Regions from separate parts of the Homo sapiens genome. Here region 1 is linked to region 2. The links are chromatin loops, found by intact Hi-C in ENCODE. Cell type or tissue: PC-3. All regions are shown on one strand. Each heading gives the region's core, and the rest is flanking DNA. Links, peaks and the distances in the headings are about the cores only.

Evidence for each region. A loop is a pair of places that touch in the nucleus more often than their neighbours do. Peaks named below come from ENCODE experiments on the same cell type or tissue, not always from the same donor. Only the 100,000 strongest peaks of a DNase experiment are listed, where the experiment ranks them.
Region 1: it touches region 2 in a loop (7-fold over the local background); 1 of 110 quality-filtered maps calls a loop at or near these places.

Annotation. Positions count from the first base shown.
Region 1 is chr12:99,956,267-99,962,741 of GRCh38, forward strand. All of the region lies in intron 1 of ANKS1B (ankyrin repeat and sterile alpha motif domain containing 1B), which reads right to left. Among named protein-coding and RNA genes, the nearest start is that of ANKS1B, 25 kb to the right of the region's middle. In PC-3, for the core only: no CTCF peak of the experiment used is centred there; a DNase peak (open chromatin) is centred at 3,485; H3K4me3 peaks cover 481 bases; H3K27ac peaks cover 829 bases; H3K27me3 peaks cover 987 bases.
Region 2 is chr12:99,807,806-99,814,280 of GRCh38, forward strand. ANKS1B (ankyrin repeat and sterile alpha motif domain containing 1B) reads right to left here. Exons shown (of 27, transcript NM_001352186.2): 3 at 4,350-4,506. Among named protein-coding and RNA genes, the nearest start is that of GARIN6, 160 kb to the left of the region's middle. In PC-3, for the core only: CTCF peaks have their summits at 3,054 (motif pointing right) and 3,676; a DNase peak (open chromatin) is centred at 3,566; H3K27me3 peaks cover 834 bases.

The DNA of each region.
Region 1 (6,475 bases), core at 1,033-6,032, 150 kb after region 2:
GACTCTGTCTCAAAAAAAAAAAAAAAAAGCGCATGGATAAATAAATGAGCAAATGAACAAGCAGATGGATAAATGAGAAACCAAATATCAAACAAGTAAATTTTTTCTGGGGGTCTTAGGCAAAGTGGTACATCATGTAAATGAGAGCCTCATTATTCTACTACATCTCCTTTCTTTTCATCTTCCTTAAATGTCATTCTCACTATAAATGCTAATTGGTTTAGCATATATAACAAATTAATCTGGGTGATAGAATAATGCTACAACACAATCCATGCTGAAAAATCTTTGCTTCTCAGTTTTGCAGATAATGAAGCCTCTAAACAGACATAGCCCACCAGTATGTAGACAGACCAGGACTGATACTAGGCCAAAAGACACCATGTAGCCTCTCCAGATGTTTACAGCCAGTGTGCATCTGACTGGTCAGTGCTTGTGCCTCATCAGTGGTAAGTTGTTTTAATGTCACCCTTGATCAGTACATTCTCTCAATTTTAGAGCAGCAGGCAGGGCTCCCAAGAAGAGATTTCATAACTATATTATGTTCATTCTCCCTTTAAAAGTATAAAAATTCCAATTACCAATTGACATAGCAGAAAGCATCCACCTGGTTAGACTGACTTTTCCTCTGCATAATACCTTGTTAATCCATCATAATGATTTATTCATATTGCTGCTGCACTGAGATATCAGATGCTACAACTACGATTATCACTGTTCCTCGTAAAGTGGAGTCTTACAGAGCTGGCTTTGAACCCAAGCTCTATCAGGTACTGTCTACGTGATGTTCAACCTCTTCTAGGCTGAAGTACGTGAGACTTTAACCAAATGCAATTGAGGAAAATAATATTTACCTTAGAGGTTTGTTGTGAGCATTGATAAGGAGACGATATATCTATACAGACTAGAACATACCAGGTGCTTAATGAATCCTAGCTTCTCCTTTTAGCCAAATCTGATACAAACATATTGATCAAGTTCTTTCCCTTCCTTCCTTTCACCATGTGATGCCTGCTCCCCTTCACCTTCCACCACAACTTTTTCTTTTCTCTTTGCTTAATTTTCTTTAAGTCCCTCCACCTTATCGGCAATTTACTTTTTCATTTATCAAAAGTTACTAAGAGCACGAGCTTACCACTGCCTCTCCCAAAATATCTCCTACAAATCTCTGGAATCCATAGTGAAAAGTAGAAACTATGATTCCAAATTTGCCTTTACCCTAAACACATTGTTTTGCCTTTGTTTTAAAGTGGCTTTTCCCTCCTCATCTCTGATAATTTTCCAGCATTAAGAGCATTGGCTTTTGAGTCAAGCAATCTTGGATTCCAAATCCAATTCTGTTGCTTATGTAGTCGAATTACTTACCTGGTTGACTTATTAAATTTCTGTGGCTCTCACTGTCCCAAAAACTAGAACATGTATGGCAATGGGCACAATGCCTAGCACATAATAGGTGCTCAAATATATCATATTTAATTGTTCTCAGCACTGGCATTGCTAACCAAGACTACCTTCTCAGTCAACAATTAGTCTCAAAGATACAATCCAAATCATGTCCCATTAGCATGTGCCCTGTTCTGTATTTATTCACTCAACTAATCATCTCCTGAATGCTGTATATGTTCTAGGCATAAAATAAAGACATTTGTACAGCACTTTCAAAGATAACTAAACCAAAGTTTCAGACTTAAAGGAACTCATTGTCTAGTGGGAAGGCAAACATGTAAACAAATAATTACACGGCAGTATACTAAGTGCTAAAAATAGATGCATGTACAAGGTGCCAGGGAAGCACCATAGAGAGAGATCAGGCAAAGCTTCCTTGAAGAGATGACTATGCCAGAGTTGAGTCTGGGAGGATGAGCAGGGATTCACTGAGCACACAAGGGAAAGACGGACATTCTGGGAGAGACAGGGGCAGGCAACAGTGGAAAGTCCATGATGCCTGCTGAAAACACCAAGTACAGGAATTGAGTCGGGTTGGAGAGTGCTGCTACAAAGAACTGGTGAAAAAATGGGGCAGTTAGGAGGGAGCCAAACCACAAAAGGCCTCAAGTGATGTGCCAAAGAGTATGGACTTTATTCATTAAGCAATGGCAAGCCACTGATTTTTTTTGTTTTTGGGGGGTTTTTTGAGACAGGGTCTCACTTTGTCACCCAGGCTGGAGTGCAGTGGCACGATCTCAGCTCACTACAGCCTCAACCTCCTGGGCTCAAGTGATCCTCCCACCTCAGCCCCCCAAGTAGCTGGGACTACGGGCATGCACCACCATGCCTAGCTAATTTTTTTGTATTGTTAGCAGAGACGGGGTTTCGCCATGTTGGCCAGGCTGGTCTCTAACTCCTGAGCTCAAACAATCCACCCACCTCAGCCTCCCAAAGTGCTAGGATTACAGATGTAAGCCACTGTGCCCAGCCTCTATTGATATATTTCTAAGTCAAAGAATAACATGTTTATAATGGCAGAGGAGGAATCAGGTTGGAAGGACTGTTATTGGAAGTGGTGATACTGAGTGGACAGAAGTAGTAAGGAAAAACGTCAGGCATGGCTCTAGAGTTTCTAGTTTAAATGATGCACCATAGTTCCTAACACAAATGATGCAAGTAACAGAGCAGAACTCTGGGTACAGATAATTAATGTTTTGCATTTCATACCTCCATTGAGGAGGAGATGTTCAATAGGACACCGGGGATAACATGTCTAGCGTGCAGGAGAGAGAAATGAATTACAGATACAGGTTTCGGGTAGATTTTGGAGAATAATAATTTTTAAAACCAAAGAACATGCTTTTTTTTTTTTTTTTTTTGAGACAGAGTCTCACTCTGTTGCCCAGGCTAGAGTGCAGTGGCATGGCGCGATCTTGGCTCACTGCAATCTCTGCCTCCCGGGTTCAAGCGATTCTCATGCCTCAGCCTCCTGAGTAGCTTGGACTACAGGTGCAGGCCACCACACCCAGTTAATTTTTTTTTTTTTTTTTTTTTTTGTATTTTCAGTAGAGACGGAGTTTCACCGTGTTAGCCAGGATGGTCTCGATCTCCTGACCTCATGATCCACCCGCCTCAGCCTCCCAAAGTGATGGGATTACAGGCGTGAGCCACCATGCCTGGCCAAGAACATGCTTTTTAAAAGAAATATAATTCATTTAGACTTCTCTCCCAACTTCAAGTGAAAAGATTACAAATTAAAAACCTTAAATTACTATCTATTGCATATATATTAAAATCTAACATTAAAAAATATGGAAAGATGTCAACACATTTAATGAAAACAAAAAACTTTAACAGAGGTAAGTATTGTATATTTATTTGTCTATTACTTTGCTTAAGCAGTCTGCTTGCTAATATAAGGACATTTTCCTTACCTATAAGAGTAACGTATTTCCAAAATAATGTTTTCATGGCCAAAAAAAAGCATAACGCTTGCTTCATCTTCTGAATAAACAAGTGTGTTTAATTTCCTGAGTAAACATTAGTCATAGTTGACACTGAACAGCGTCCAAATTCAAGGAAGGAGTTAAGAAATTTCTAAAACCCCAAGAGCAATATACCTCACCCAGAGAATCTAGTGAAGAGCTTATTATAAAGGACTAAAAGTCAATGTCATACCAAAATTTTAAATAACATCATGCATCCCTCTACTTAATAAATTATTTCAAAATCAGGTCACAATTGACAGACACACTATCTTGGGCAGACGGGAGAGACTAGATAAGCAGGGAAAATTTCCTTTTCTCTACTGAAGCATGTCCACCAACTGTCATATCTGGAAAACAGCCAAAATGAGCACTTTATTTGCAAAAAGAACAGGAGATTTATAATGTGAGCAAAATGTGTGCTATATAAATGCAGAATATAGAGAATTATTTTAAGATTCATATTTCTGTATGTTTAGAAATAATGTTTCAAAGACGTAGATTAAAACCACAAGTTCATCTATATAAAAAGCTCTAAAAGCCAAGGGTGGCAACGCTTAAATCCCTATAGATAAGCTTTACCCTTTTCTTCTGGGCTGTGACCATCTATGCGAGGTAAGGTTTCCTTATAAACTTCTAAGACAGATAATCTGGCCTCACAGGTATCTAAATGAATTAGCCACATAAATTACTCTGAGAAAACCACAGCCAAATCATGTCTCTCTTAACCTTCCTTTCCTTCTGCTCCCTAACCCTCTGTTTTCTCTTTAGTCACAGAGCATTTTCTAGTTTCCTGACCACGGGGTTTACCAGCCAAAGCTGACACAGCTGAGTTGAGAAGGGAAAGCAGCTGAACTATAAAGGAAGGAAATCAGAGAGAAAAGAGGCAGGGAGTCTGGAAATGCTAACTAGAGGGGAAATAAGAAAACCCTGGACTGTGTCTGAATCTGTAGAAACTTGCAACTCTAGATTAATGTCCTCAACTCAGGTGTTGGCGGCCCTTAGTCAACTAAGGGTTTGCGAAAATTTTCCAAATGGGTTCCTCGCTAATCTAAAATAAATACATATTAAAAATAGTAATAATGGCAGAGTCTCAATAACATTTATAGCCAATAACCAGGGAAAAGGAAGGGTAGGCATTCATTTTGAGTGACTTTACTATTGGAAACTCCTGGACAGTTACAGCATTGCTATTAACACAATTGTCACTTTGGATAAGGTGTCCAACTGCATCACACAGTATTTTGGTTCTTTAAAGAAGTTAGGGGCTGGGCATGATGGCTCACACCTGTAATCCCAGCATTTTGAGAGGCCGAGGCGGACGGATCATCTGAGGTCAGGAATTCAAGACCAGCCCGGCCAACATGGTGAAACTCCATCTCTACTAAAAATACCAAAAATTAGCCAGGCGTGGTGACAGGCGCCTGTAGTCTCAGCTACTCAGGAGGCTGAGGCAGGAGAATTGTTTGAACCCAGGAGGCAGAGGTTGCAGTGAGCCCAGATTGTGCCACTGCACTCCAGCCTGGGCAGCAGAGTGAGACTCCCTCTCAAAAAAAACAAAACAAAACAAAACAAGACAAAACAAACAACAAAACAAATGAAGTGAGAGAATTTAAACAGAAAGGAAGTGGGAAAGGTAAGGTGAAGAAAGACTTCTGGTTTGAGTGTATTCTCTTAAAAAGTTCACAAAATCGCTGAGGTAATAAACATTTTTCCACATGCCTCTTTTCTGAGATTTTGTCCACCTTCTCCTCCAGCCATGAGGTGGGGCTCAAGGAGACTCAGCAGCCCCTAGTTTATGCTACAAGATCCTATCTCCCTGCCTTCCCCTCATCCTCACTGCCTTGATTCCTGGTCTTTTCAAGGCCTGGCAGTTCAACATTTCCTTGATTCTATGAAAGACTTCTATAGTCATAAATTCCCATTCCCCTTTAAAGAAAAAGCAAGCAAGACCTCCAAGGAAGGATATATTAAACATGGATCTTGTACCCTTTTCTGCAACTCCTTTCATCAGTGAGATGATGATAATACTATAGATTAGATTGTGGAGAAAATAGGTATCTATCCATCCCAAGAGTCAAGAGTTTTGGAGGGATTTTTAAAGGTAATCCAGGAACAAATAGGATAGGTACTCTGCATGTTCCCTTGTTCTGCTGATGAATGTCACAAAATACAAAGTTTACGAAGCATTTCTATGGACACCCAAGGACACCATAAAAACAGAAAGCCAAGATACAAATACTTTGAAATACTGTGAAAAGGTCCTACGTTATTAGAGGTATTGATAAGAAAACAAGATGTTAAGAAAAGAGTAGAAATCACGATCTCTTTAGATCCCTAGATGTTTTCTTGTGTATTAAGTATGACATTTTTTAAATCCAGGCTGGTTTAGTTGTTTTTTTTTAATTTTACTTTAAGTTCCAGGATATGTGTGCAGAACGTGCAGGTTTGTTACATAGGTATACATGTGCCATGGTGGTTTGCTGCACCTATTGACCCGTCCTCTAAGTTCTCTTCCCTAACCCTCCCACCCCCATCAGGCCCTGGTGTGTGTTGTTCCCCTCCCTGTGTCCATGTGTTCTCATTGCTCAACTCCCACTTATAAATGAGAACATGCAGTTTGGTTTTCTGTTCCCGTGTTAGTTTGCTGAGGATGACGGCTTCCAGCTTCATCCATGTCCTGCAAAGGACATGATCTCATTCCTTTTTATTTTATGGCTGTATAGTATTCCATGGTGCATATGTACCACATTTTCTTTATCCAGTCTATCATTGATGGGCATTTGGGTTGGTTCCATGACTTCGAGATTGTAAATAGTGCTGCAATAAACATACGTGTGCATGTACCTTTATAGAATGATTTATATTCCTTTGAGTATATACCCAGTAATGGTATTGCTGGGTCAAATGGTATTTCTGGTTCTAGATCCTTGAGGAATCACCACACTGTCTTCAACAATGATTGAACTAATTTATATGCCCACCAACAGTGTAAAAGCTTCCTATTTCTCCACAGTCTGGCCAGCATCTATTGTCTCTTGACTTTTTAATAATCACCATTC
Region 2 (6,475 bases), core at 439-5,438:
CAAAGTGGGTGTTCTTAACCATCACACATACCACCTTCCAAAATAGGAACTATTACTACTACTACTTGTTGAGTGCCTAAAAACTATATATATTGTCTCATTTAACTCTTACAACAATTCTCCAAAATTTATATTAAAATTGTCTACTTCATGGACAAGTAAACTAAAATACAAAAAGGTTAAATTACACATCCAAGTAGAATTAAGATATTTTGCAAGCTGGATCTGACAAATCCAAAACCCATGCTCTTTCCACTATACCATGTTGTCTGCCATGTGTTGCTATATTGTCAAAGAAGAGCTGGGAATTAGTGATCTGAAAGCAGAATTTCTAGAGGTTTTGCTCAGAAAAATACCAACCGAGAATAGGGAGTAGCTGTTTAGATAGCTGTTCTGATGAAAATAAAAGGATAAGAAGTGTTCAGACCCAAACAAATCTTAATGTTCTAGAAAGTAACTCAAGTTTGCCCTGGATGATAGAAGAATGCAAGTAAGTTGAGAGTCTAGAGGGAAGATTTGAAAATTTAAAAAGGAGTAGAGTGACAAGGGGAAAACAGCACTAGGAAAGGCTTCTTACTACTTTACCTTGCAAATAAGTATCAAGAGAGAGCATTTGAAGGTCAAACCCACAGGGAAAAATCTACTCTTTCAAGACAATCAATGAAAAGTTAAGACCTGTTAGATGGGGAATCCAGCTGAGGGTACTGTTTCTTCCATCATTTGTCAGGAGTCCTTCTTTACTTGGTTTGAAAGTATTACTATAATCTACTTCTTCATAAACAATGATCACATACAGGTTTAGACTCCCTGGTCTTCTTATCTGTTTTTCTTATCAGGCTTATAAAACAGCCAATCTTATTACTTCACACCATGAAAACATTATACAGATATATACCTCCTGACCAACCCAAATTTCCCCCTGGTCTGAAAGGGATTCAATCTCAGTTTTCAAAATACAGTATCTCTTTGAGAAAAGAGAAAGGCCAGTTATGAAATAATGATTCCTCAAAGGCCTCTCTACTGGTCCAGAGCCCTGAGCCTAGGAAATTACAAGAGCAAAATCGAAAAATTTTCTAGTAACACCAATTAGCACTGTTCAGATCTCAAGGGAAAATATATCAATCATTCAAGACCTACTCAGGATAAAAAGTTCACAGATTTTATCCATGATCATCACATACTTGGATCGTCACCTCAGTGGACGCCACAACGGTGGTACTTTTACGAGAGCATGATTGTGTATTTGTGTATGCTCACAAGTGATCTAAAATAATCTAATTTGAAATAAATAGGCTGTGATGAGGCACTGATTAATAATTCCTAGTATGGCTATGCAGAATATTCTTAAAAGTTTTTTAATTCCTTCTTTTTTACCAAATGGGTATTCTCTGAAACATTAGGACCCTTCCAGATAATGGATGATAGAACAAAACTGGCTAACAAAAGCCATTTACCAAAAACTCTTGGTTCAGAGTAAAACATCTAACAAGAGTTGGATTCGAGTTTCGGTGAATGGCAAAGGCAATGTGTTTTTCAGATAAGGCCCCTCTGGGTTTTGCCCTAATGTTAAAATAAAGAAAAAAAAAAAGAGGAAGAGAAGGTAAAGGGAAGAAAGGATTAATGAAATTTAAAGAAATTGAAAATTTTCAATTTAAAGGAAATTTAAATTGCAAAAAGGAAATAATCAGATGATAAAAGAGAAGGATGTGGCAATTATAAAAACCATAATCCGGGTAGAGTCCACTTTGTTTAGAATGGTGAACAAGACCTAGGTTGAAGTGTTACCATGTAAATTACTTCATCTCTCCAAACCTATCTTATCTGTATAATGAGAATATTATTTTCCCTATAAACCTTATAATATAGTTTATAAACCAAAAGAGATAACATATTTTTAAAATGCATTGTAAACTTTAAATATTAAAATGTAGAATAGAATTATTTTTAAAGAAAGCTGTATTAGAAACCAAAGATAACTTTCAGAAATCAGAATGAAGCCCTGACTATAATGCATAATTTTAACATAACATAAATGTATTACTGGTTGAGAGCTTAGGCTTTGGATCAGAAAAACCTGCGTTCAAACACTGGCTGCATTTCTTAGTAGCTGTGATGTTACGGTCAATCTACTCTATCTCTCTAAGGCTGTAACTCCATATATATAGTAGCAACAGTAATCTAGGGCTTAGTAAGATAACGGGGATGAAGTATTTTGCACAATGCCTGGCACACAGTAAACAATCCATTAAGTGATAGGATTTAGGATGACAATACCAATGCGCTGTTGTGTAAAAGGCTCTGGAGTCAAAGTCCTGAGTCTCAGTCTCAGTTTCAGTCACTCAGTAACACGTGGCCTTCGACAAGTTGTTTAGTTTTACAGAGCATGATTTCTCAACTATAAAATGCGAGTGATATTATCAATTCAGAGGATTATTGTGAGAATTCATTAAATCGTATTTTTGAGGTGAAAGTGTTTAGAACAGTGCCCGCTTTACCTTATGTCTCAATAAATGCTAATTACCATTTTTATTTCCTTTATTGTTTAAATACATAAAAGTTTATAATTAACAAGAAGATTCTGTCCTATTCAGAAGGAAAAAAGAAAGCTAAAATTAAAAGTTATCTATAAAAATAAAAATCCTACATCAAAAAATTTAGGAGAAATGGCATAGAATGGGAAAACTATGATCAGCATCAAAAGAGTATACATATAACAATGAAAAAATACTAAAATTATGGTATTAAAAATCGTAAGAAAGTTGCAACTTCTTGCCAATAGAAACCGCAACACAAAGCAACAGAGGTGAACAAAGGACTTTGAATATGGTCTCCTTAAAAAGACACTTTTTGTAATTTAATTGATCTATTCAACATTACCAAAAACAAGTATTTCTCTTTAAAACATATAGCAACTTTTCACTTTCAAATGTAAGTGAATACTATATGTTATTTCTTATTTTCATGTCATTTAAAAACATCTTGTTTGTAAAAACTAACATCCTCTTGTTTAACCTTGGATTGTTTTTCCATTTTATTATTTCAGGTTTGCTTTGCAGTATTCAGACAATTTTAAGAATAACCACCAGATGGCTCATCTCATAAATGATCTAACTGTTGGTTTTCTGTGGAAGAGAAGAGCATTGTCATAAATTTCCTTTTAGCATGATATGATGATAAAGATAGCCATATCTGTCATGTTTTAAAGACTGGGTGCATTCTTATTAAAATTTCTGCATTTTTGTAACCTGTAAACATGGAAATTTTTATTGTGATAAATATTAATAAGATACTTTTCCAATTAATAAAATGTTTTCCTGATTAGTCCTTTCAACAACTGCATATATATTTTCATTGAAAAAATATGTATTTTTCTTCCCTTTGCTATTTACAGCAATTGTTACTTTTTATCCTTCAGTCTGAATTTCAAAGTCCGGCAAAGTCTGCATCCATTTGAACAATATGCTAATTGTGCTTTATTAGATATGCTTGCCCTAAAGTAACCTACTTGCATTGATATTGGACAACTGCCAACCTGCAGCTTAATGCCGTGATTGTAATTCAATTGTTGGACTGTCTGCTGGTTTTCAAATATAGTTTTACAAAATGGGAACAGTAGGGGGCATGCAGAGATCAACATGTTTGTTATCATACTGTATTAGGGGACCATATTTTACTTTCTAGAATCTGTGGTCCTATCTGTTTAGAATACTGACACTGGTTTTCTTTTTAAAATATGTCCATTATGTGTAATATAGATATTGTGTACTTACAAATACATTAACTGTCAGAATCATACTGCTGCTGTGTTTTATTCAACTTATTCTGGGCATATGTGTTTGTGTTTGTATATATATATATCAAAAAATTTTAACTTAATATGTGACAAGCAACTGTATATGCTATATTTCACATTTTGATTCACAAGAGTACTTAACCATGAAAGTGCTAAGTAAATGGTAAAGCATTATGCAAATGATAGGCATATCATTGTTTTAGCATTCAAAATTGTATTAAGAAACATTGTAATTCTCATTACACATATGAATTCTGTTCTATCTTTAAATATTCAATGGCTATAAAATGGCTGATTATATAAGACAGGCAAAAATATTTCAGCTACTTCCTTTATGTAGGATTTTCCCATTAACAAAGTATCTTTACAAATGCCCAACTTAGTCCCTGCATATCATATCCAAACACCAAAGAATTTTTCAAATTTCTCCTTTTAGGAAATTCAGCAATGGAAAGGCCTTTGGGCAAGGTAAAGATAAAAAAATCACATTTTCAATATGGCTTTGCCTTGTAAAACTAGAAAAATTACATCATGAGCAAACATTTGGCAAGTGCACCTGTTCATTGACCCTGGAATGTGATGGTCCATGATGAATAAGAATCTTCACAATTTCCACATCTCCTTTCCAGGCAGCCAGGTGAATAGGAAAATACCCTTTGTTGTCTGCTACATTTGTTGATGCCTCATACTGAAGTAGTTTGAGAACTATGTCCCTAAAAAGGAAAAAACAACAACAACAAAATAGGCTGAGCAAGACAAACTGTATTAAATAGGTAATTTTAAAAGAATACTAGATGCTGGGTGGGAATTTAGAGTAATCATTCAAGGTACTAAGATATAAAGTTGGGTTTCAAAGTTTTTGCCTACTCAACATTTGGCTATTTTACTTACCTGGAAAACCATCACCCCATGCCACACACACACACACACACACACACACACACACACACACACACACACAGAGAGAGAGAGAGAGAGAAAGAGAGCGAGAGCACACATTGACTAACCAATTAAACTACTTAATAGAATTCATATAAGCAAAACTTAACTTATTTCATTAATTAGATGAGCTAAGTAAAATGAAGAGGATACCAACTCCCATTTTTTTTTTTAAAAAAAGAGCTCTTTCCAGATAGCCCATATCTGAGATTTAGTTTGAAGGAAAAGTTGAAGTTACAAGTATATTCCTTGTTTACACACACACAAAAAGTTATCATAATACCAAGGAGGCATTTATAAAATTTACACATCATTCCTACAGATAATTGGAATAAGAGATTTAAGGGGTATGTAAAAGAGAAAGAAAGTGCAGTATGTAAGGGACCCTTGACAAGCTAACTGTAGTACTAGCCCAGGGTTAAAAAATAATAATAAAAAAATTTTAATAACTTCTCAGTGATGGCACACAACACACTTTGAGTATTCCTTGTTCCTACTTCTGTATTCCTTCACCTTTCTTCTCCAAGCATAAAAAATTATTTCAAAAGGGAAACTCATTTAAAAGACAAGTTCCACCATTAATGCAATTTCAACACATATTCAATATATCCTACCTCAAAAATTTTGAACTTAATCCCCACCAGGTTTTCAAAGTAAAAATCCTGACCTGCATTACTCAACCTTAGAAAGAATTAATTAATAATTATTAGCATAAATTATATCAAAATATATGTCAACAATCAAAAGCAGTAATTCTAAACAAAACTGTATTTTCATTTGGATGCATTTAAGAAGCAAATTCTATTAACTCACTAAATGAAATGCTAGTCAGACACACATAAATAAAAATATATATATAATTACAATATATAATAAAGTTGTTTCTTACATACAACAAATCACTAATGGGGAGGGTGAACATAACAGATTTACATTTAAACATTTCATAAAATCAGACTCTAGATGCAAGTAACAAATGAAAACATTTGGAGGAAATTTTAATAGAAGGAAGATTAGAATTTTGATAGCTCACAAGAAAAACAGATATGATATGATACAAAATTATGGTAAATGGTAAAACATACTGTCCAGAATGTGTCCTAAAGTCACAACATTTGACTTAATTGCTAAATGTAAGAAATCATGATTTTAAAAAAACAAGAATATGTTGTAGAAATATTTAGAATCCAAGGAGTCCTAAATTGTCTAATGATATAATTTCTGAGAAATTAAGAATTAAATTTTAACATTTCTCTTTGAAAAACCAGCATTATTTTACGAAATCTGAATTTAGAAGACTTGGATTTGTGTCCCAGCTATGCAAACTACCTGAGGCTGTGATTCCGGAGAAATGATAATCACACACCACATAATGATAATTCGATCAACAACAGACCATCCGCATATATAATGGTTGTTCAAAAAGATTATCATACCTCATTTTTACTGTACCTTTTCTATGTTTTGATATGTTTAGATACATAAATACTTTCTGTATCTATTGTGTTAAAATTGCCTACAGTATTCAGTACAGTAACATACTGTGCAGGCATGTAACTCGGGAGCAACGGGTCATACCATGTAGCCTAGGTGTGTGACAGGCTATATCACTTAGATTTGTGTAAGTGCACTCTATGATGTTCACACAATGATGAAATCACGTAATTAGACATTTCTCAGAATGTATCCCTGTCATTAAGAAACACATGACTGTACTTAGTCTCATTTTCTTTTTCTTCAGGA